Regions from separate parts of the Homo sapiens genome. Here regions 1 and 3 are each linked to region 2. A link is a loop called in an ENCODE intact Hi-C map of the cell type or tissue named here. Cell type or tissue: Calu3. All regions are shown on one strand. Each heading gives the region's core, and the rest is flanking DNA. Links, peaks and the distances in the headings are about the cores only.

Region 1 (7,776 bases), core at 2,761-5,260, 110 kb before region 2:
AATTGGAAAGATATTTAGTTGTTGATAAACCTTGACAATCACAAGGACAATTTTCTAAGATGGAAGCTCATACTCTACATACAGTTCTATATTCTGCTTTTATTACTTTGTTATACTCTTATTCATATCATTAAACATTCTCCATAAACATCATTTTCAATGACTATGTTACTCCTAGCCCCAAGTTTTGCCATTCACTTTCACACAGAAACCACCCCGAATAGAGAGGCTTGCTTGCATTTATGTCAATATGTGTAGTTGATAACCTGACACCTCATCCTGCTACTTGGAAACACTGGAAGAAACATGGCAAACATGAAATGTCACCTGGAATGTTTAGGAGCTGCCACCTGGCCTGGATGCTCAACCTAATCATTATCTCCTTTACATGGATGGTGAACAGCAAAGTCTCCTGAGCCAGACTGCCTGGGTTAGAATCCTGGCTGTACCTCTTACCAACAGGGGGACACTAGTGTTGCAGCTACCCTCTTCATGCCTTAGTTTCTATATGTACAATATCAGATTTCTTTTTAAGAAACAGTTTCGTAGAGTTGTTGTGATAGAAAGTATGTAAAGTTGTTTGTTCAATGCCTAGAACATAGCCAGTGCCCGCTACATGTTGTATATTACCACATTATGAACTCAACTGTTTTAAGAAATGAGTACCCAAAGACAGAAACAGCCAAAACCAGGTTTCACAGACAGGCACTATGACTCTACACCTCTTTCTGCTGCTGTATCTCAGGGGGTGAATAAAAACCAGGTGCTGAGCCCAGCATGAAAAGTGTCAGTGTCCGGATGATGTAGTGAGGAAAAGGAGCAACAGAACTAAACGAAAGGCAGCTGAAATGGGGTGTACGTTGTTGCATGGCCTTCTGCCGTTGGTTTTGGATGGCATCCAGGACTTAGAGGAGAATGAAAAGAACTCTGGCCCTATGAGTTTTATAATGAATTTCTTGTCACAAGGCAGGGGCACAAAGGGGAAAGTGATGGGAGTAAGACTTAAGGTGGGTGAAAGAGCAGGTCAGGAGGAAACTTGTGATCCCAGTGAGAGCTGGCTTCTAAAACTTCCGAGGAATTTTTCAAGAAATATCTGTTGTGTCTTACTCTCTGAACTCTGGACATTGAATTTGATCTTAGAGAAAATAAATCATGAAAAAAGTGAGAGTGCAGAACTTGAAGATAAAATGTCCCATCCCTTGCTCCTCTATCTGTGATCTCCATGATTTTCTCGGTGCTTGTCCCTCTACCTAGGACTCTCTACCCGGTTAACTCCTATTACTCTTCAAGACCTCATTCTTCCTTTTTAGATTTTTCCTTTCCTGGATGGATATTTCACTTCCCTAGTAAAGCCTTATGATATTTTATTGAACAGTTTTAGTTTTCTGCCTTTAGCCTCTAAATTATGAGCTCAAGAAACATTTGCTGAATGAAAGAATGACTTAAATCTATTAGGTACGTAGCATAAAGATTATGCTCCCACCTTACAACAGAAAAAATTGAGGCTCAGAGACTTTAAGTTTCTATCAACATATATAGTGAGCCTGAGGCTTGAGGCTCCTGAGTCCAAGTCCAGTGCTCCATCCACCAGCACCATCACCTTGGGCGATGACTGAAGGGTGGACAGGGCCAGCCCCAGGTAATATTTCAGAGGCACCTGGGACAGGGAGTATTGGAGTAGAGAAAGAGTCTAATCCATCTTTGACTCTCAGTGGGTGTTTTATTTTTAACAGAAGTTTCTACTCCTCTGTAATCATTTTCTCATTACTGAAATCCAGGTAATAATAAAAGCAGCCACATGTTTTGAACATTCAGTAAATTAGACTATAAATTCCTAAAGTCACAGTTCATTTCTGTTTCTATACAGCTGTGCCCCCCATCTGGCATACTGCCTGGCACATAGTAGGTGTTTGTTGAATATTTTTGAGTGATATGGACAGGGGAATGTGGGTGTGTGCATGGCCATTACTATGGACAGCTCACGAAGCTTTCCTCTTGCTATTTCCCCAGGTGGATCCTGCACAATCAATCAATTCTGGACACTGGGGTCCAAGATCTTCCTTCCCACTTTACCTTCCCCACAAGTAGACAGGGGATCTCACAGGACTTGTCAGAGGTGGTCAGGGATAGTCAGGGGCAGTCAGGGACTGACAGGGGCACTCAGTGATCCAGCAGGTGCTGCGGCATGAGTGTCTCTGTGCTGAACCCCAACAGACTCCCAGATGGTGTCTCAGGGCTCCTCCAAGGAGCCTCACTGCTGAGCCTGCTTCTGTTACTATTGAAGGCAGCCCAGCCCTAACTGCACAGGCACTGCCAGCACTAAGGGAATGGTGGGCATAAAGTATACTACAAGGCTACAGTAATCAAAACAGCATGGTACTGGTACCAAAACAGATATATAGACCAATGGAACAGAATAGAGCCCTCAGAAATAATACCATACATCTACAACCATCTGATCTTTGACAAACCTGACAAAAACAAGAAATGGGGAAAGGATTCCCTATTTAATAAATGGTGCTGGGAAAACTGGCTAGCCATATGTAGAAAGCTGAAACTGGATCCCTTCCTTACACCTGATACAAAAATTAATTCAAGGTGGATTAAAGACTTAAATGTTAGACCTGAAACCATAAAAACCCCAGAAGAAAACCTAGGCAATACCATTCAGGACATAGGCATGGGCAAGGACTTCATGTCTAAAACACGAAAAGCAATGGCAACAAAAGCCAAAATTGACAAATGGGATCTAATTAAACTAAAGAGCTTCTGCACAGCAAAAGAAACTACCATCAGAGTGAATAGGCCACCTAGAGAATGGGAGAAAATTTTTGCAATCTACTCATCTGACAAAGGGCTAATATCCAGAATCTACAAAGAACTCAAACAAATTTACAAGAAAAAAACAAACAACCCCATCAAAAAGTGGGCAAAGGATATGAACAGACACTTCTCAAAAGAAGACATTTATGCAGCCAAAAGACACACGAAAAAATGCTCATCACTGGCCATCAGAGAAATGCAAATCAAAACCGCAATGAGATACCATCTCACACCAGTTAGAATGGCAATCATTAAAAAGTCAGGAAACAACAGGTGCTGGAAAGGATGTGGAGAACTAGGAACACTTTTACACTGTTGGTGGGACTGTAAACTATTTCAACCATTGTGTAAGTCAGTGTGGTGATTCCTCAGGGATCTAGAACTAGAAATACCATTTGACGCAGCCATCCCATTACTGGGTATATACCCAAAGGATTATAAATCATGCTGCTATAAAGACACATGCATATGTATGTTTATTGTGGCACTATTCATAATAGCAAAGACTTGGAACCAACCTAAATGTCCAACAATGATAGACTGGATTAAGAAAATGTGGCACATCTACACCATGGAATACTATGCAGCCATAAAAAAGGATGAGTTCATGTCCTTTGTAGGGACATGGATGAAGCTGGAAACCATCATTCTCAGCAAACTATCACAAGGACAAAAAACCAAACACCGCATGTTCTCACTCATAGGTGGGAATTGAACAATGAGAACACATGGACACAGGAAGGGGAACATCACACACCGGGACCTGTTGTGGGGTGGGGGGAGGGGGGAGGGATAGCATTTGGAGATATACCCAATGTTAAATGACGAGTTAATGGGTGCAGCACACCAACATGGCACATGTATGCATATGTAACTAACCTGCACGTTGTGCACATGTACCCTAAAACTTAAAGTGTAATAAAAAAAGGAAGTCTATAATTATTTTTAGTGGAAAATCACAAATATTTAACAGAATGTGGGAAAATTGGAACTCTTACAAATTGCTGGTGAATATAAATTGGCATATCAATTTGGAAAACAGATCTGTGGTTCCTGAAAAAGAAAATCACAAGTGCCATAGGATCCAGAAATTCACACCTGGCTATATAACCAAAAGAATTGAAAACAGGGATTTGAACAGATACTTGTGAGCCAATGTTCATGGCACCATTATTCACAACAGATGTAAGATTGAAAGAACTCAAGTGTCCATTAACAGACAAATGGGTACACAGAATGTCCTATATACATACAATATTATTTCATCACAAACAGGAGTGAAGTTCTGATTCATACAACAGCAGGAATGACCTTGAGAACAGTATGCTAAGTGAAAATAGCCAGACATAAAAAGACAAATACTGTAATAAGTCCGCTTATAGGTAGAGGAATAGGCAAATTCATAGATCCAGAAAGTTGATTAGAAATAACCAGGGACTGGGGGAAGTCAGACTGGGGAAGTATTGCTTAATGGTTACAGAGTTTCTGTTGGAGTGAAGAAAATGTTTTGGAAATAGGTAGTAATGAGGTTTCTAAATCATCATGAATTTCATTAAAGCCATTGAACTGTACAATTTAAATTGGTTAAAGTGTCTATTTTTATATTCTTCAACCTCTGCCTCCCGGGTTCAAGTGATTCTCGTGCCTCAGCCTCCCAAGTAGCTGAGATTACAGGCGTGTGCCTTCGCACTCAGCTAATTTAATTTTTTAAAAAATTTTTAGTAGAGACAGGGTTTCACCATGTTGACCAGGCTGATCTTGAACTTCTGATCTCAGGTGATCTGCCCACCATGGCTTCCCAAAGTGCTGGGACTACAAGCGTTAGCCACCATGCCTGGCCTGAATTGAGTTTTCTTAATGACAGTCCTGGGAGTGGGGAGAGGAGCGGATGATAACGTCTGTTGAGTGGGATCTGTTTCATACCAGGCACTTTGTAAAGCCAGCTCATTTCATTTTCCCAACTCTTTATTAAGATTAAGATTATTGTCTCTATTTTGCAGAGGAGAATCAGATCTATAAGACTCCAAAGCCTCCTCCTTCCCACGCATCACAATGCCTCTAATGTGCTGAGAGGTGTGCCCTCCGAGTCGCCGGCCAGCGTATTCCTTTCCAACAGGCTTGTCCTCCTGTCACTCCCGAGGCTGCTTTAAGTTTGCTCTGCGCTTGCTTTGGCCCTCACATGGGGGAAGCCCAAGCCTCTTGGAACGCATCTGTGTCCTCTGCCTTAAGTGGATTTTCACCTACCCCTCCCAGTGGAGGCTTCTGAGGTAGAAAATACAGAGGTCAGATGATGGCCACTAAGTGTATACAGCTCCATGGATGATAATCAAACAAGGGTGCTTTAACTGCAGCAGGAGGAACTGGGATTAGCTCTGGGATAGGACTTCTGCCCAGTGAGAGATGCTAAGTTGTAGGAATGAGCTAGGGGAGGTAAGCGTGGAATTCCCTTTGAAAAGCCTGTAAGAACAAGCTAAATATTCAGCCGTCTGGGGCTTACTGTGGAGAATTAATGAGGCCCCTTGTGACAGCCCTGCTAAGCCTCCCTGGAAAACTACAAATCCATGATGTCAACTGGTCATTAAAATCCAGGCTCTCGTTTCTTGATAAAATTTAACGTAGGCCAGTAGGTGGCAATAAGTTAACAGAAATGAGGCCTTCTTTGAAGTGTAGGGCTTCTTTGAACCTTGAGAGAACGCATTAAAAGCAGTCTGGAAGGTTGCTTCTGGGAGCAAGAGGGGGAACATTTCTGTGAATCCAGTGCTGATTGAGGTGCAATTAGCAGATCCACTAACGGGATGCCTCTCCTGACTCTTTTTTTTTTTTTTTAAGTTCTGGGATACATGTGCAGAACGTGCAGGTTTGTTACATAGGTATACATGTGCCGTGGTGGTTTGCTGCACCCATCAACCCATCATCTACATTAGGTATTTCTCCTAATGCTATCCCTCTCCTAACCCCCCGCCCCCAACAGGCCCCAGTGTGTGATGTTCCCCTCCCTGTGTCCATGTGTTCTCATTGTTCAACTCCCACTTATGAGTGAGAACATGCGATGTTTGGTTTTCTGTTCTTGTGTTAGTTTGCTGAGGAAGATGGTTTCCAGCTTCATCCATGTCCCTGGGAAGGACATGAACTCATCCTTTTTTATGGCTGCATAGTATTCCATGGTATATATGTGCCACATCTTCTTTATCCAGTCTATCATTGATGGGCATTTGGGTTGGTCCTAAGTCTTTGCTATTGTGAACAGTGCCACAATAAACATACATGTGCATGTGTCTTTATAGTAGAATGATTTATAATCCTTTGGGTATATACCCAGTAATCGGATTGCTGGGTCAAATGGTATTTCTAGTTCTAGATCCCTGAGGAATCACCACATTGTCTTCCACAATGGTTGAACTAATTTACAGTCCCATCAACAATGTAAAAGCGTTCCTATTTCTCTGCATCGTCTCCAGTATCTGTTGCTTCCTGCCTTTTTAATGATCGCCATTCTAACTGGCTTGAGATGGTATCTCATTGTGGTTTTGATTTGCATTTCTCTAAGGGCCACTGATGATGAGCTTTTTTTCATATGTTTGTTGGCTGCATAAATGTCTTCTTTTGACAAATGTCTGTTCATATCCTTCACCCACTTTTTGGTGGGGTTGTTTGTTTTTTTCTTGTAAATTTGTTTATGTTCTTTGTAGATTCTGGATATTGGCCCTTTGTCAGATGGACAGATTGCAAAAATTTTCTCCCATTCTGTAGGATGCTTGTTCACTCTGATGATAGTTTCTTTTGCTGTGCAGAAGCTCTTTAGTTTAACTAGATTCCATTTGTCACTTTTGGCTTTTGTTGCCATTGCTTTTGGTGTTTTAGTCATGAGGCCTTTGCCCATGCCTATATCCTGAAAGCTATTGCCTAGGTTTTCTTCTAGAGTTTTTATGGTTTGGGGTTTTACATTTAAGTCTTTAATCCATCTTGCATTAATTTTTGTATAAAGTGTAAGGAAGGGATCCAGTTTCAGCTTTCTGCATATGGCTAGCCAGTTTTCCCAGCACCATTTATTAAGGGAATCCTTTCCCCATTTCTTGTTTTTGTCAGGTTTGTCAAAGATCAGATGGGTTGTAGATATGTGGTGTTATTTCTGAGGTCTCTATTCTGTTCCATTGGTCTATATATCTGTTTTGGTACCAGTACTATGCTGTTTTGGTTACTGTAGCCTTGTAGTACAGTTTGAAGTCAAATAGTGTGATGCCTCCAGCTTTGCTCTTTTTGCTTATGATTGTCTTGTCTATGTGGGCTCTTTTTTGGTTCCATATGAAATTTAAAGTAGCTTTTTCTAATTCTGTGAAGAAAGTCAATGGTAGCTTGATGGGGATAGTATTGAATCTATAAATTACTTTGGGCAGTATGTCCATTTTCATGATATTGATTCTTCCTATCCATGAGTATGGAATGTTCTTCCATTTGTTTGTGTTGTCTCTTATTTTGTTGAGCAGTGGTTTGTAGTTCTCCTTGAAGAGGTCCTTCACATCCCTTGTAAATTGGTATTCCTAGGTATTTTATTCTCTCTGTGGCAATTGTGAATGTGTGTTCACTCATGATTTGGCTCTCTGTTTGTCGATTATTGTTGTGTAGGAATGCTTGTGATTTTTGCACTTTGATTTTGTATCCTGAGACTTTGCTGAAGTTTCTTATCAGCTTAAGGAGATTTTGGACTGAGATGATGGGGTTTTCTAAATATACAATCATGTCATCTGCAAACAGAGACAATTTGACTTCCTCTCTTCCTGCTTGAATACCTTTTATTTCTTTCTTTTGCATGATTGCTCTGGCCAGAACTGCCAATACTATGTTGAATAGGAGTGGTGAGAGAGGGCATCCTTGTCTTGTGCCTGTTTTCCAAGGGAATGCTTCCAGCTTTTGCCCGTTTAGTATGATATTGGCGTGGATTTGTCATAAACAGCT
Region 2 (7,776 bases), core at 1,819-4,318:
AGCCCTTTGTCAGATGAGGAGATTGCAAAAATTTTCTCCCATTCTGTAGGTTGTCTGTTCACTCTGATGGTAGTTTCTTTTGCTGTGCAGAAGCTCTTTAGTTTAATAAGATCCCATTTGTCAATTTTGGCTTTTGTTGCCATTGCTTTTGGTGTTTTAGACATGAAGTCCTTGCCCGTGCCTATGTCCTGAATGGTATTGCCTAGGTTTTCTTCTAGGGTTTTTATGGTTTTATGTCTAACATTTAAGTCTTTAATCCATCTTGAATTAATTTTTGTATAAGGTGTAAGGAAGGGATCCAGTTTCAGCTTTATACATATGGCTAGCCAGTTTTCCCAGCACCATTTATTAAATAGGGAATCCTTTCCCCATTTATTTTTTTGTCAGGTTTGTCAAATATCAGATGGGTGTACATGTGTGGTATTATTTCTGAGGGCTCTGTTCTGTTCCATTGGTCTATATCTCTGTTTTGGTACCAGTACCATGCTGTTTTGGTTACTGTAGCCTTGTAGTATAGTTTGAAGTCAGGTAGCGTGATGCTTCCAGCTTTGTTCTTTTGGCTTACGATTGACTTGGCAATGAGGGCTCTTTTTTGGCTCTATATGAACTTTAAAGTAGTTTTTTCCAATTCTGTGAAGAAAGTCATTGGTAGCTTGATGGGGATGGCATTGAATCTATAAATTACCTTGGGCAGTATGGCCATTTTCACGATATTGATTCTTCCTACCCATGAGCATGGAATATTCTTCCATTTGTTTGTGTCCTCTTATTTCATTGAGCAGTGGTTTATAGTTCCCCTTTAAGAGGTCCTTCACATCCCTTGTAAGTTGGATTCCTAGGTATTTTATTCTCTTTGAAGCAATTGTGAATGGGAGTTCACTCATGATTTGCTCTCTGTTTGTCTGTTATTGGTGTATAAGAATGCTTGTGATTTTTGCACATTGATTTTGTATCCTGAGACTTTGCTGAAGTTGCTTATCAGCTTAAGGAGATTTTGGGCTGACACAATGGGGTTTTCTAAATATACAATAACGTCGTCTGCAAACTGGGACAGTGTGACATCCTCTTTTCCTAATTGAATGCCCTTTATTTCTTTCTCCTGCCTGATTGCCCTGGCCAGAACTTCCAACACTACATTGAATAGGAGTGGTGAGAGAGGGCATCCCTGTCTTGTGCCAGTTTTCAAGTGGAATGCTTCCAGGTTTTGCCCATTCAGTATGATATTGGCTGTGGGTTTGTCATAAATAGCTCTTATTATTCTGAGATACATCCCATCAATACCTAATTTATTGAGAGTTTTTAGCATGAAGGGCTGTTGAATTTTGTCAAAGGCCTTTTCTACATCTATTGAGAAAATCATGTGGTTTTTGTCTTTGGTTCTGTTTATATGCTGGATTACGTTGATTGATTTGCATATGTTGAACCAGCCTTGCATCCCAGGGATGAAGCCCACTTGATCATGGTGGATAAGCTTTTTGATGTGCTGCTGGATTTGGTTTGCCAGTATTTTATTAAGGAATTTTGCATCAATGTTCATCAGGAATATTGGTCTAAAATTCTCTTTTTTTGTTGTGTCTCTGCCAGGCTTTGGTATCAGGATGATGCTGGCCTCATAAAATGAGTTAGGGAGGATTCCCTCTTTTTCTATCGATTGGAATAGTTTCAGAAGGAATGGTACCAGCTCCTCCTTGTCCCTCTGGTAGAATTTGGCTGTGAATCCATCTGGTCCTGTACTTTTTTTGGTTGGTAGGCTATTAATTATTGCCTCAATTTCAGAGCCTGTCATTGGTCTATTCAGAGATTCAACTTCTTCCTGGTTTAGTCTTGGGAGGGTGTATGCGTCCAGTAATTTATCCATTTCTTCTAGATTTACTAGTTTATTTGCTTAGAGGTGTTTATAGTATTCTCTGATGGTAGTTTGTATTTCTGTGGGATTGGTGGTGACATCCCTTTATCATTTTTTTTTCGTCTATTTGATTCTTCAAATGTGTCTATTTGATTCTCCAATTTTTTTTTGTTTTTTGTTTTTGTTTTGTTTTGAGACAGGGTCTCACCTTATCACCCAGGCTGCAGTGTGGTGGCACTATCTCAGCTCACTGCAGATTCAACCTCCTGGGTTCAAGTGATCCTCCTGCCTCAGCCCCCCAAGCAGCTGGGACTACAGGTGTGTGCCACCACACCCGGCTAAATATTGTATTTTTTTTTTACTAGAGGCAGGGTTTCACCATTTTGTGCAGGCTGGTTTCGAACTCCTGAGCTCAAGCAATTTGCCTGCGTCAGCCTCCCAAAGTGCTAGGATTACAGGCGTGAGCCACTGTGCTCAGCCAAGGTTTATTTCTCATATGCAGCATTTATTTAGATTTTGTTTATGTAGTCTGAAAATCTTTGTGCTTTGGTTAGAGCATTTAAACCACTTATATTTAATGTAATCACTAGAATATTTGGATTTCAACATGCCGTGTAACTATTTGTTTTCTATTTAACCGATTTTTATCCCTTCTTTTATTAATTGCTGGATCATTTTATATTATTATTTTTTCTGTTTTAGATCATAAGTTTAGTTTTCATGGGTATGCTAGAAATTACAACATGTAGTCTTTATTTATTAGAATCTAACATATGTAATTACATTATACTTCCCTGAAAATGCAAGGATCTTACACCATTTGAACCTCTATTTACTACTTCTCATATTTTTAAATATTGTTGTGATGGGTTTTTTTAATAATTTTTTTTAAGTTCCGAGGTATATGTGCAGGATGTGCAGGATACGGATAATAATTAGGCAAAATATTACAGCAATTAGAATTTTACAACCAGAATTCCACATTGTGGAAGTTATTCTCTAATGACAAGTCAAGGGGGAAATGTATGCTTTTCTTAAGAAAAATGTTACTTTTATGTTAATGTTTCTGGTAATGCACAGCGACACCTAATGGAGGCAAACCAATATTGCAATCCATTGGTGTAACAGGTATCAAACTCTGTTATGGCCTATAGGATCCCCATTAACAGTGATACTCTTAATACTCATATATTCTAACCCTATATTTTAAACCTTCTTGTAAAATTTATCTCTTTTCACCTAGAAGCAATCAAACTCCAAACAGTGCTGCAGGCAGAACCACACATGAACAAGCTATTTTTTTGAGAACCCTTAGATCAACCTCAGGAGGAGGCCCAACTGCCTTTCTCCCACACAACGCCCCTTTTCAGCAGGCAGTAGCAAGAAGGAATTGTCGTCCAATGCCCCTTCACAGCAGTTAGGTTTGCTTAGAGAATAAGTTCAGGCTTAGGCCATTTTTATAACTTGCAATATGATTGGGAGAAATATGATATTGATGCTAAAACAACTTTAGCGTTAATCTCACAATTCCTTTTCTTTAATTATTAATTTTTTCTGACTTTCATAGACCCTCTTACAACACACTTAAACTTTCTGACATGTCCTAAACATTCTTCCTTTAAACAACCAGTCATCTTTTTTAGGACAAGTATTTACCATACAAAATCCTTTCTTTTATAAAATCTTCTTCTTTATAACCTTCTCTTCATAGCTTAAAATGGATTATATTATGAACCTTCAGTAAAAAGTCCTATTAAACTTAATGATAGTAAAATTTTCATACTTGTTTCTTGTCCATAACTATTACTCCTGCCATAAGCAAAACAACCTTGACTAAATCTTTCCTGCAATTATTAATCCTGTTATAAGGATAATAATTAGGCAAGATATTACAGCAATTAGAATTTTACAACCAGAGTTCCACATTGTGGGTGCTACAGTGTATACTTCTTTTGCAAATAGTAGCATGACTATAACAATTCCCACAAGAGTGGCATAGTAAATAATTTCCTTTGAAAAGTTTACATAACATTTCCCTTTGGGGATTTACAAAATTACAAATGCGATTCTATGAATAATTAAAATCTCCCTGCAAATATGTGTTAAAAAGAAGTTTTAGTATCTGGTGATGATCTTTGAGAGGAAAGGTTAGAAATAGTGAAAAGTATCTGGTGAGGTAGGAGAGGGACTGAGTAAGATAAGTAGCCGTCACTCAGTTACTTATCTTTTATGATTTTCAGCTTAAGATCCTCTGTTTCTTCACATTGATATGGAGACATTCCTCTGAGCTGTCAGGGGTTGCTCCCTCAGCTCTTCAGGCTTTGACTTGAGTGTGATGTATCCAGGAGTTGATTCCTGTAACTTTTACTGCTGAGGGGGTTGAAAGAAGAACAGTGTAGGGCCTTTTCCAGCTTGACTTAGGGAAGGAGAAAGAGCTGAGAGTTTTCACCAATACCAAATTTCCTGGGTTAAATAAAGGTGTTTCTATTTCTTGGGATTGGGTTCTTGTTAGTTGTGTTATCGTCTATTGGAAGTGAGCTAGAGAGTTTACATGCTTAACCAATTTAGAGGTTTCCTGCCTGAAACAATCTCTGAGCACATTGATAAGTTTTTGTCCTTTTCCAAGTGAAAAGCTTGGCAAAGGATTTTAAGGACTTTCCATTGGCTGGAGGCTGGCAAATAGAGTTTGCCATCCTGACTGTAACCATCCTGAGAACTGAAAAGTATGCCCTTGAGAAGTGGCCTATTTTATTTCTGCAGGGGAATACTGGGGTTTAATTTCTCTTATGAAGCCTTCCTAAATTAGAAGGGGCTTGAAGCATGTTGATGCCCTGAGGCTTCCTTGCCTTTGATTTAGCTGCCTGATCAGCTAACCTATTTTCTTCGGCTATCTTATTTGTTCCCTTTTGATGTCCCCTGCAATGCATCCCTCCTATTGCTCATGGAAGAAAAACTGAGGATAATAACCTGCTAATTTTGTGGTGATATTTTATAGGAGGTCCATTGGCGGTTTTCCTTTTAAATGGCAGCATGAGCATGGAGAGCTAAGAGAGCGTACTTGGAGTAGGTATAAATGTTAGCTACCTTTCCTTGCTTAATTCAAGTGCTCTTGTAAGTGCTATTAGCTCAGTCAATTAAGTGCTTGTGCCTGGGGAGAGACATTATTTAGAGTGACTACTGCTTATCCTGCCTTATGTACTTCTTGCTTTACTGGCTGTTTGTTAACTAAGAGCTCCCCCTACAGGACAGTGATAATGCCACATCATGTGGAGTGTAAACAGTTAAATTATTTCCTAGGGTTAACCTGGAGGCTTTTTTTGCTAGTAGAGCTGTTATGACGATGGTTTGGAAACACGTGTAAACAATAAGTTCTAACTGCAACTAAGGTTGAGAAAAATATTGGATCAGAGTTTTTCCTGATATGCCCCTTCTGGTCGTGCTATGGGAAGAGGGGAGGCCTGGAGTTAAAGGGGAGAAAGGAGACTGGCTCTAATGTTCAGAAGGAGGTCCGCTTTCCTTCCTTTAATTTCCAGAATCACCCAGGGCTCCCGTGCTGTACTAGCAGTTTGAGCCACTGGAGTCGGCATTTGAGTCCCAGGACCCATCAGTCCTGCTGGACCATCTGTGAGAGTGGTCCTGAACCCAGTGACCTCCACCTCTGGGGGCACTTCCATGTCCAGTGATCTGTGCCACAGGCTGGACAGGGTCACGCTGGCTTTGTCTTGCTGCCTGGGCACTCCTTCTTAAAATGCCACACCGATAGAAACTAGCGGATGCAACTTGGGGATCCTGGACTTTGCAAGCCTGCAAAGTTGGTGCTACCGTCTCTCTCCTTCTCCTGAGCTTTTTCTCTTTCTTTTGGGCCTCCCCCTGGTCCCTATTATAAAAGACCAAAGTGGCCACCTTCAGGAGGTTCTCTAAGGTGCTATCTGGTCCTATAGCTTGCTTCTGTACTTTCCTTCTAATATTGGGGTTCTAGTACAGCCTCTCTCAGCCTTTCTGTAAAGGCTACGGAATTCTTATCTGGCTTCTGGTCTATTATAGACAGTTTAGAGTAATTGAGAGGGTTGGTCCTGGTTTTCCATAGGCCTTCTAAAATGCATATTAAAAAGTGCTTCCTTTTCCATTTATCTTCTGAGTTATTGGGGTTGCAATTAGGGGTCTTTACCAGAATTGCCTCTCTCCCAATTGGGAATGGTGTTTTTGCTATTTCTTTACTTTCCCTATCTGCTTTCTTCCCTTTTGGTGTATTATAGGAGATATATTGCTCATCTCCAACATTTTCTGTTGCTTGCAGAGCTGCCTGCTTTTTAGCTGCTGTGAGGGTCTGGTTTAGGAACAGCATAACATCCCTCCATGGCAGGTGAAATACCTGAGTTAAATTTTGGAAAGCCTCTAAATACCTATCAGGGTCATTAGAAAACTGGCCTAAGTCTCCATTTATTTGCCTAAGGTCCTATAATGAGAAGGGAACTTGAAGGGGCCCCAAATAAGGGGAATCCTCAGATGGTTTCCCTGGAGGTTACTTCTCTAATTTGGGGGAACTATTCTTTTTTGGGCCTGCCTGATATGATTGTTAAAAGAGTTGGGTTGATCTTACGATGTTTGCAAGGGTTTAGTAAAAATGCCATGCACTTGTGCAAAAGAAAATGAGTTGCTTTTCTTTTTGAAGTCCTGAGGTTAAAGAAGTTCCAGTGTTTCAGAGTGCACTCCAGAGGGGTGCAAGCTGAAGATAATCTGTTACCCATCTAGAAAAAGATGTGAGAGTTCTTTTAGTCTCCTTCCTTTCCATATGACCCAGGGTGAAGGACAAGACAGGGGAGCATCCTTCTGGCTGTTTTCTCTCCCTGGTTCTTGGGTCCCAGCACCCTGTTAACTATGCCACCTATGGTCGAAGGCGTGGTCCTCCAAGCTATGGAACCAGATGAACTAAGTGATGCTTTACCCACACAACCTTAGCTTATCCACCTTGTGTCATTCCTCTTTTCACTTCCTAAACCTGTGTGATCTGCCCGGCTCCCCAAAATATGAGAGACTGTGTCATTTTTGGGCAAGCCTCCTTTAATGGAGGCAATGTGCCAAATTGCCTGCTATTATGGCCCATGCTAAAGCATTTACCTTAGAAAAATGGTTCCAGTTAACTTCCAAACTTAGAATCCCCTTACTAAGTACCATTTTAGTAGGAAACAGATTGGATGTCTTAAAAGAACATAGGAACTGAGGGGCTATTTTCATGCTGATGGGACAATATGGAGACTAAAATTTGGCTATGGAAGACATTTTACTCCTAACTGCTAAAGGCAGAACTTTCCTGTTCACAGAAGTAGCTTAGAGCCTAGTTTCCAGTAGAAAAGGCACAAAAAGGAAAAGTTGGAAAGCTGCAATGTACTGTAGAGAACTAACAATGTGTGTTATGGAGAGAATTTCTATTTCCACTAGTCATTTATCAGTTCCAGGAGCCTTTTGGCAGAGTCTTCAGGGTTTTCCAGGCATAGAATTTATCATCCGCAAGGAGAGATAGTTTGATTTCTTATTTTCCTATTTGGATGCTTTTTATTTCTTTCTCTTGCCTGATTGCTGTGGCTAGCATTCCCAGTATTATGTTAAATAGGAGTGGTGAGAGTAGGCTTCCTTGTCTTGTTCCAGTTCTCAAAGGGAATATTTTCAGTATTCCTCCACCACTCATTTTGAGCACCAGTCTCTACCATGAGATATGACATCTCATCTTTTTCTTTAAAACCAAAGCCTAGGTTGTACAAATTAAGCTCAGCGATTGGTAACAGTACCCTACATCACAAACAAATTTTACAACCTTTGAATTAAATTTATGTACCAAGCACCTCTAAGCATATATGTCAAACACCTCCAACCTTTACAACAACTCGGTGTGATACATTTCAACATTCTTACTTGAAGGAAGAGAAATTGTG
Region 3 (7,776 bases), core at 2,761-5,260, 300 kb before region 2:
GGAATGGAGTGACTTCCCTCTCTGTGCACCCAGGACAGGGCTGGACAGGAGAAGGGAAGCCCAAGGAGTGGTGAAGAGCCCCGAAGGAAGGGACTAAACTCCAGCCATCTGTCCCGCGGTGTCTGTTCATACTCCTCCTCCGTGCACGGGCTCAGACATACATATGCGCATATGCTCTGTCTCTTTCTGGTTGAAGGTCCTGGGAGCCCTCCGGAACTCTGCTGCCTGGCAGTCCTTCAGTTTCGGGAGCTTTTCTGTCTGCCCGTGGCCTCGGCTGCCACCTGGTGGCTGCACGCTCCAAAGGAAGCGTAGATTGATGAGAGCCTCGGAAGTTGAGCTTCAGGCGCGGCTCTTCCCCGTCACACTGGGACCGGACGCATTTCCATGGCGTGGTCCCAGGAACCTCTCAGGTCATGCCAGCAACTGGGACTTCCTGTGGAATGCAAGGGCAGTGGGGCCTCCGCGAGAGAGAGAGAGAGAGAGAGAGAGAGAAGAGAGAGATATTAAGGATGAATCCCAGTGTCTGCTCTGAGCAAATTGGAAGACGATGGCATCAGGGGCACTGCTCTGGGCTATATAGACTGTGCCTCCACTAAAGGGTCCCTGAGACCAGGTGTGGGCCCGTATCCCTGGAGGGAGAGGTAACTTCCTCTGATTCGAAGGCATCATATAGGCTAGTGAATGGCACTGAGAATGGCAGATGCCAGGGACAAGCAGGAGCATGTGTGGGATGAGGATGCGGCGTGGATGTGTGACGTTTCAGAGCCTGCAACACATCCGTAGGGAAGTCCTGGAGGAGCAGTTGGGTGCATGGTGGAGTTCTGAAACAGCTGGGCAGTCGGCACTTGAGCCAGAGATTCTGCTTTCGACCTGGATGCCCATTGAGAGGTTAAGAGCTCAGGTCTGGGTCAGGCAGCTTGGAAGCAGCACAGCTTGGACACTTGGTAGCCTGGGACTGTGGTTAAATCAACGTGACTCTCGGAGCTCCAGTTCACTGTAAATTAGGGCAGTAAATGATGTCTACATGATAAGTGGTGTTATGAATGTTAAACATTCACATGAAATACATAGAATAGTGCTTAGCATACAGTACACAATAACTGTTAGCTATTTGGAAAATTACTATTGTTATTATGATTATTTATTACAGAGTGAACTGAATTGGATGCAAGATCACGGTGCGTCAGAGCTAGCAAGATCCTTAGGATCATTTAGCCTGGTTTACTAATATTACACTATGGAATTTAAGCCCAAGGAATGGAGAGTACCCGACGAGCGTTATGTAAGGAGTCGAGTGAGAAGTAAGCTGGATGCTCTGCTTGGCTGGCAGGTACAGAATGTGCCAGACCCATCTGTACCAGCCTGGATCTCTTGAGGCATCAGCACAATGGACCTGGCCACACCAGTTTATTCCACACCGCTGAGGCTGGTACAGTTCTGGACATGGACTTTGTAAATAAATAACTGGGCCTTTGGTCAGTTCTAGCTGTGAGCTTGGAGGTATGGGGTGGGATGGTGAGGACAGGTGGGGGCAAAGTGAGGAAAGGGGCAGGGAGGAGAGGGGAGAGAGAAAAAGGGGAATGAGACAGGCTGAGCTAGTGAGCTGGAATTGGAGGTTGGGAACAGGCTTTCCTTGATGGTGGTGGTGCTGTTTTCTTTTTAATTTTAATTTAATTTTATTTTAAGTTCCAGGCTACATGTGCAGGATGTACAGGTTTGTTACATAGGTAAAAACATGGTGGTTTGCTGCAACTGTCAACCCATCACCTAGATATTAAGCCCAGCATGCATTAGCTATTTATCCTGATGCTCTCCCCACCCCTGCCCCAACAGGCCCCACTGTATGTTGTTCCCCTCTTTTTTGTTCACTTAAAAGATCCCACTTTTAAGTGAGAGTATGCAGTGTTTGGTTTTCTGTTCCTGTGTTACTTTGCTGAGGATAATGGCCTCCAGCTCCATCCATGTCCCTGCAAAGTACATGATCTCATTCCTTTTTATGTCTGCATAGTATTCCATGGTATATATGTACCATATTTTCCTTATCTAGTCTATCATTTATGGGCATTTGGGTTGATTCCATGTCTTTGCTACTGTGAATAGTGCTGCAATGAACATATGCTTGCATGTATCATTATTTTTTTATTTTTTTTGAGATGGAGTCTTACTCCCTCACCCAGGCTGGAGTGCAATGGTGCAATCTCTGCTCACTGCAACCTCCTCCTCCCGGGTTCAAGCAATTCTCGTGCCTCAGCCTCCCGAGTAGCTGGGACTACAGGTGCCTGCCACCACACCCGGCTAATTTTTTTGTTTTTTTGTATTTTTAGTAGAGACGGGGTTTTACCATGTTGTTCAGGCTGGTCTCGAACTCCTATCCTCAGATGATCCACCCTCCTGAGCTTCCCAAAGTGCTGGGATTACAGGCATGAGCAACCACACCCAGCCACATGTATCTTTATAATATAATGATTTATTCCTTTGGGTACACACCCAGCAATGGGATTGCTAGGTCAAATGCTATTTCTGGTTCTAGGTCTTTGAGGAATCACCACACTGTCTTCCACAATGGTTGTACTAATTTACATTTGCTGGTGCTGTTTTCTACATTGAATCTGAGGGCTACTGTATGATGTGTAAGACACTTTCTGATTGGAGCCTCACAATGATCCTACCAGGTGATTACAACTGAGCCCAAGTTTTAGAGGAAAAAAATGCAGACTCAGAGAGAGAAAAGTGATTTGCCCAAGGTCACATAGCCAGCTAGTGGCATTGAACCCTGGCCTTTTGACTTTAAATCTATTGCAAATTCTACCCCAGCATAGGGTTCTCTTTGGGGTGTGTGTGTGTGTGTGTGTGTGTGTGTGTGTGTGTGTGTGTGTGAAATGGGGAGATAAAGAAGCCAACAGTGTTTGCCTTTGCAGAGCATGCAGTCCATTTGGAAACATGCATGTGGGAAAGTGGGGAGGGACCCTGTCAAGCATCTAAGAGGAGTGGTGGCATTTGCTGTGTCCACCTCCATCCTTCCCACTCACTACTCAGCACCTATAGCCTTGTCGCTCTCCCCAACACTCTGCTGAGACTGTTGTCACCAAAAACACTATTGTCCGGCTCCCTGTTGAAAGGTAAGATGGTCTATCTGATTCTTCCGCTCTCAGTATAATAGGATGATCACCATTTTATCTGGGAAGCTGTTCCTGACCACCTGCCCTCAGCTCATCAAGCTTCTGTGAGCCTGCAGGCTCACCCTGGTCATGCCGCCCATCTCTCTGAACAAGATTGTGAACTCTGAACTTTGTGAGGCAAAGACCACATACACCTCTTTATTGCAATGTGCAAGTGTCCTGGAATATAGGAGGTCTCCGAGAGCTATGTGTTGACATGGAGACCTTATCCCTTGCACTCAGTTACACTGCTTCCAGTAAAGTATCAACTTCTAGATCAGCGCCTTCAGCTCCACTCCCTCCTGCACAGCTCCACAGGTACCTCAGGTCCAAAATGGAATTCTTGATCTTTCACCAACCTGAGTCCTCTGTTCCTGTAAGTGGCATCCATTCACCCAGACCAGAGATAGGGGAGTCACCCAGAATCCCCCTCTCCCTCAGTCCCTGAGTTTCACTTTCCAACATATCTCCCTCCAGGTTCTTTCCAACACATCTCCCTCCAGGTTCAAGCCTCGATCTTGCCTGATGTTTGCAGCTGCCTGCTCCCTTGTTTTTATTTTTACCCCCAAGTTTTCCTCTACACTGCAGCTAGGGAGACCTTTCCTGCTGGAATACAGCCATTCACATCTGCGAGAGGAATCTAAACTCAAGGCAGGTGTAGCCTAGTGGCTATGTGCATGAGCTTGAAGCCAAATTTCCCTGAGCAAATCCCATCCTGCCAATTTTATATTAGTGGGATGTACCCCAACGAGGGTATATCAGGGACTGAATATGCAAATTAGGGATAAAATGAGGCCCATCTTATGAGGTTGTGGTGAAGAGTAAATGGATGTAAAGAAAGCATGCAGTATGCTCAGTGAATGACAGCCATCGTGATTTTCCTTTCCTTGCCTGCAATATCTCGAGCAGCCACTAGATGACTCCACCTCCTTCTCCCTTTCCAGTGCTGCCAACACTACTGCTGGAACTTCTGCCTCCCCTCCCCTCCCTCACCACACATCTCCATGCCCGTGTTGTTCATGTTTTTCCTTCTGCTAGCCTCACCGTCTTCGGGGCGTCTCCCTGACATCTTTTACTACATCTCACCCTCAGCTCTTGGAGGACGGGATGTCCCCACGAAAACTGGCATAGTGCCTGCATTGAACAAGTACTCAGTGTTTGCTGAATGAATGAATGTGGGTTAGTCAATACTAGCTCAGCTGCTTACATCACTTAGCCTCCCCGGGTCTCAGGATCTCCTTTTATCTGTGGTGACCATCCAATGTAAAGCCCTAGCATAAGACCTAGCATGCTTTAGACCCATGGTTGCCGTGCACAGCCAGCTGCCTGTCAATCATTGCCCATTCCCATTGCCCACTAGCCATTGTCCACTCTATGTTCACCCCTGTTACCTCACCCAGCTGAGGGTCTTAAACATAGTTTTACCTCTTCTCAAAGGTCATTCTTTACTTGGTAGGGTAGGGTCTAGAAAGAGTCTGCAATTTGGTTAGAGTCTAGATTTAGTTTGCAACCCAGCTGGGCTGGGTGAGCCCAGGCTTGGCTGATGGTTCAGCTGAGCCCAGATGGCTCCCATCTGCCTGGAAAGCATAGGCTCAGCCTCCCCCTTCCCTGAACCCCTACCAAGCATCCTGGCTGGCTGTGCTCCTGGTCCTCTTTTACTCTAGTCCAGTTCCTGTCCTGGCTTGGGCTGGGGGTAAGGGCACTTGTTTCTGGCCACTCCTCATGGATCTCTAGTCTCTGCCTCTGTCTTTGCCTGCTTGACCCTGGTCCTTGTGCCACTTACATCAATGTCCTGAAGCAATGACTATTTTTTATAGGACCGACTCTCAGGAGATGAAGATCCAATCACTCTATCAAAGAATATGAGCATTTCCGAGGCTCTTGTAAGGTACATGCTTTCTATTGTTTTCCTTAAGGGTTGAATCCATCTACACTTAATCAATTCCACCACAGTGTAAACAGTGTGTGTGGAGGGGCGTGGGGGTGATGGTGGACTAACAGAGGCTGAACACTTTCCAAAAACTTGTTCCCAAAGTTTATTGCTTTCTCCATATGTAATACCAGTTCCTGTTCTCTGTATTGGTTGCAATATCTTTTTTTTTTTTTTTTTTTTGAGATGAAGTCTTTCTCTGTCACCCAGGCTGGAGTGCAGTGGTGCGATCTCTGCTCACCGCAACCTCCGCCTCCCGGGTTCAAGCAATTCTCCTGCCTCAGCTTCCCGAGTAGCTGGGATTACAGGCGCACGGCACTATGCCCGGCTAATTTTTGTATTTTTAGTAGAGATGGGGTTTCACTGTGTTGGCCAGGCTGGTCTGGAACTCCTGACCTTGTGATCCGCCCCCCCTTGGCCTCCCAAAATGCTGGGATTACAGATGTGAACCACCGCGCCCGGCCTGCTTGCAATATCTTGAACAGCCACAAGATGGCAGAACTTATATAGTTACTGGTTCAGCATTGATCGTCCCATGAATGTGAAGTTTACTTTTTGTCCTTTACCTGTTCAGTTGGGCACTGCCCTGGTGTTATGGACTGAATGTGAAAACTGATGAGAAGATCAATACTGGACCAGGAACTCCCCCATTACCAGTGCATAGAGGGGAGTCTGCCCAGGCTGGGGGTCTGAGTGGAGTGGCCATTGATGGATCCTTGGGGAGATGTGAGGGCAGATAGAACCCTGGCTAGAAGTCAGGTGTTCGGGATGCTAGAACTGGCCTTGCCCTGCCTCAAGTTCAGCTACCATTCATTTCTTGAGGACTATCTCTATGCCGTATTTTGTCCAACCACCACAGTGAAAGCACCCATCACCAGGGTTTGTGTCTTAGGCAGTTGGTTGTTTTATAGAGGTCTCAGGCAATGCAAAGCCCAAGACAAAACTGTGTGGTCATGGCGACCTGGCAATCTTTATTAAAATGGAAGCTCTGATGGCTGAATTTGTAAACCAGGTCGTTGTGATGCAGGAAAGTATTCTGGCAAGGGTGGATGAGTTTGGTAATGTTAGACACCACTTCTGGGCAGGAGTCTAAGGGTTCCGGAAGAGAAGAGGTGGAGCAGCATACTAACGGATGAAATGACTGGTGGCGAATGAGTTTACTTCTTGTCCTTTACTCATAACCTGTTCACTTGGGCACTGCCCTGGTGTTATAGACTGAATGTATGTGTCCCCCTCAAATTCATGTGTTTAAATCTTAGCCCCCAGTGTGATGTTATTAGAAGGTGGGGCCTTTTGGAAAAAATTAGGTCATGAGGATGGAGCCCTCATGAATGAGATTAGTGCCCTTATAAAAGGGACCCCAGCAAGCTCTCTTGCTCTCTTTCTGCCGTGTGAGGACACAGCGAGAGGACAGCAGTCTGCAGCCCCGAAGAGAGCCCTCACCAGCACCTGACCACGCTGCACCCTAATTTCAGACATCCAGCCTCCAGAACTGTGAGTACTATGCTGAAGAGAGCCCTCATCAGCACCTGACCAACCTGACCATGCTGCACCCTCATCTTAGACGTTCAGCCTCCAGAACTGTGAATACTATGCTGAAGAGAGCCCTCACCAGCACCTGACCATGCTGCACCCTCATCTCAGATGTCCAGCCTCCAGAACTGTGAGTACTACATTTCTGTTGCTTATAAGTGATCCATTCTGTGGTATTTTGTGAGAGCAGCCTGAATGACTACCTTGTGACTGAAGGTATACTTCATAATAGTGTTCGGGGTCACTGGGAAATGTGTTCAGAAGATTTCAGATGTGCATCAGCAATGGTCTTCTTCCATTTGTCCTGGAAAGAGATGAAAATCACATCACAAAAATGCTCATCAGTGTCTACTGGCCCTTTTCCTTACATATGCCTGAAACTCCAACCTCTATGGGTGCCTTTTAGTGCTTGTTTGGGCTGTGACATAGAGAGAAATTGAACAAAATAAATGTACAGTATAATTACAACTACTGTAAAGCAAAGCAATTTGCAAACATCAAAAGGAAATCCTGTGTCCAAACTGCCTACGTCCTATGGACCACACTGTGGGGCTCTGACAGTATTCTGTGTGACTGCCAGAAGATAACTTGACCCTCTTTAGCTAAAGGTAACACCAACCAGAGTCTCTATGATCTCTCACACACAATGCTCAGCATTTAATAAGAAATCAGTAGGCATGATGACCCATTCACCAAAAGCCAAAGAAAAACCAAAGCAGACAACAGAAATAATCCCATAGGAGAAACAGATATTGAGTATTCAGACAGAAATATTAAAATAGCCATGATTAATATGTTTTAGAAAATAGAGAGAAAGATGGAGCATCTCATCAAAGAGTTCCATCTATAAAAAGAGTGAAATGGGAATTCTGTAATTTTTATTTTATTTTTAATTTATTTATATATATATACATATATTTTTTATTATAGTTTAAGTTTTAGGGTACATGTGCACAACGTGCAGGTTAGTTACATACGTATACATGTGCCATGTTCGTGTGCTGCACCCATTAACTCGTCATTTAACATTAGGTATATCTCCTAATGCTATCCCTCCCCCCTCCCCCCACCCCACAACAGGCCCCGGTGTGTGATGTTCCCCTTCCTGTGTCCATGTGTTCTCACTGTTCAATTCCCACCTATGAGTGAGAACAT

What was found. Hi-C counts contacts between places; a loop is a spot of excess contacts. Peaks named below come from ENCODE experiments on the same cell type or tissue, not always from the same donor. Only the 100,000 strongest peaks of a DNase experiment are listed, where the experiment ranks them.
Region 1: a loop joins it to region 2, with 16 times the contacts of the local background. A loop is called at or near these places in 3 of 110 quality-filtered maps.
Region 3: a loop joins it to region 2, with 23 times the contacts of the local background. A loop is called at or near these places in 10 of 110 quality-filtered maps.

The regions. Positions count from the first base shown.
Region 1 is chr1:46,988,912-46,996,687 of GRCh38, reverse strand. It overlaps a transcript of CYP4X1 not described here and the pseudogene CYP4A43P. Among named protein-coding and RNA genes, the nearest start is that of CYP4X1, 31 kb to the left of the region's middle. In Calu3, for the core only: no CTCF peak of the experiment used is centred there; no DNase peak of the experiment used is centred there.
Region 2 is chr1:46,873,552-46,881,327 of GRCh38, reverse strand. It overlaps the pseudogene CYP4Z2P. Among named protein-coding and RNA genes, the nearest start is that of CYP4A11, 64 kb to the left of the region's middle. In Calu3, for the core only: no CTCF peak of the experiment used is centred there; a DNase peak (open chromatin) is centred at 2,937.
Region 3 is chr1:47,171,824-47,179,599 of GRCh38, reverse strand. CYP4A22-AS1 (CYP4A22 antisense RNA 1) reads left to right here. Exons shown (of 6, transcript NR_199717.1): 1 at 1-410; 2 at 1,151-1,475; 3 at 2,531-2,672; 4 at 4,976-5,046; 5 at 6,564-6,751. LINC00853 (long intergenic non-protein coding RNA 853) reads right to left here and starts at 350. Exons shown (of 2, transcript NR_047498.1): 1 at 162-350. RefSeq lists an enhancer at 1-479 and a silencer at 5,429-5,723. In Calu3, for the core only: a CTCF peak has its summit at 4,085 (motif pointing right); a DNase peak (open chromatin) is centred at 4,099.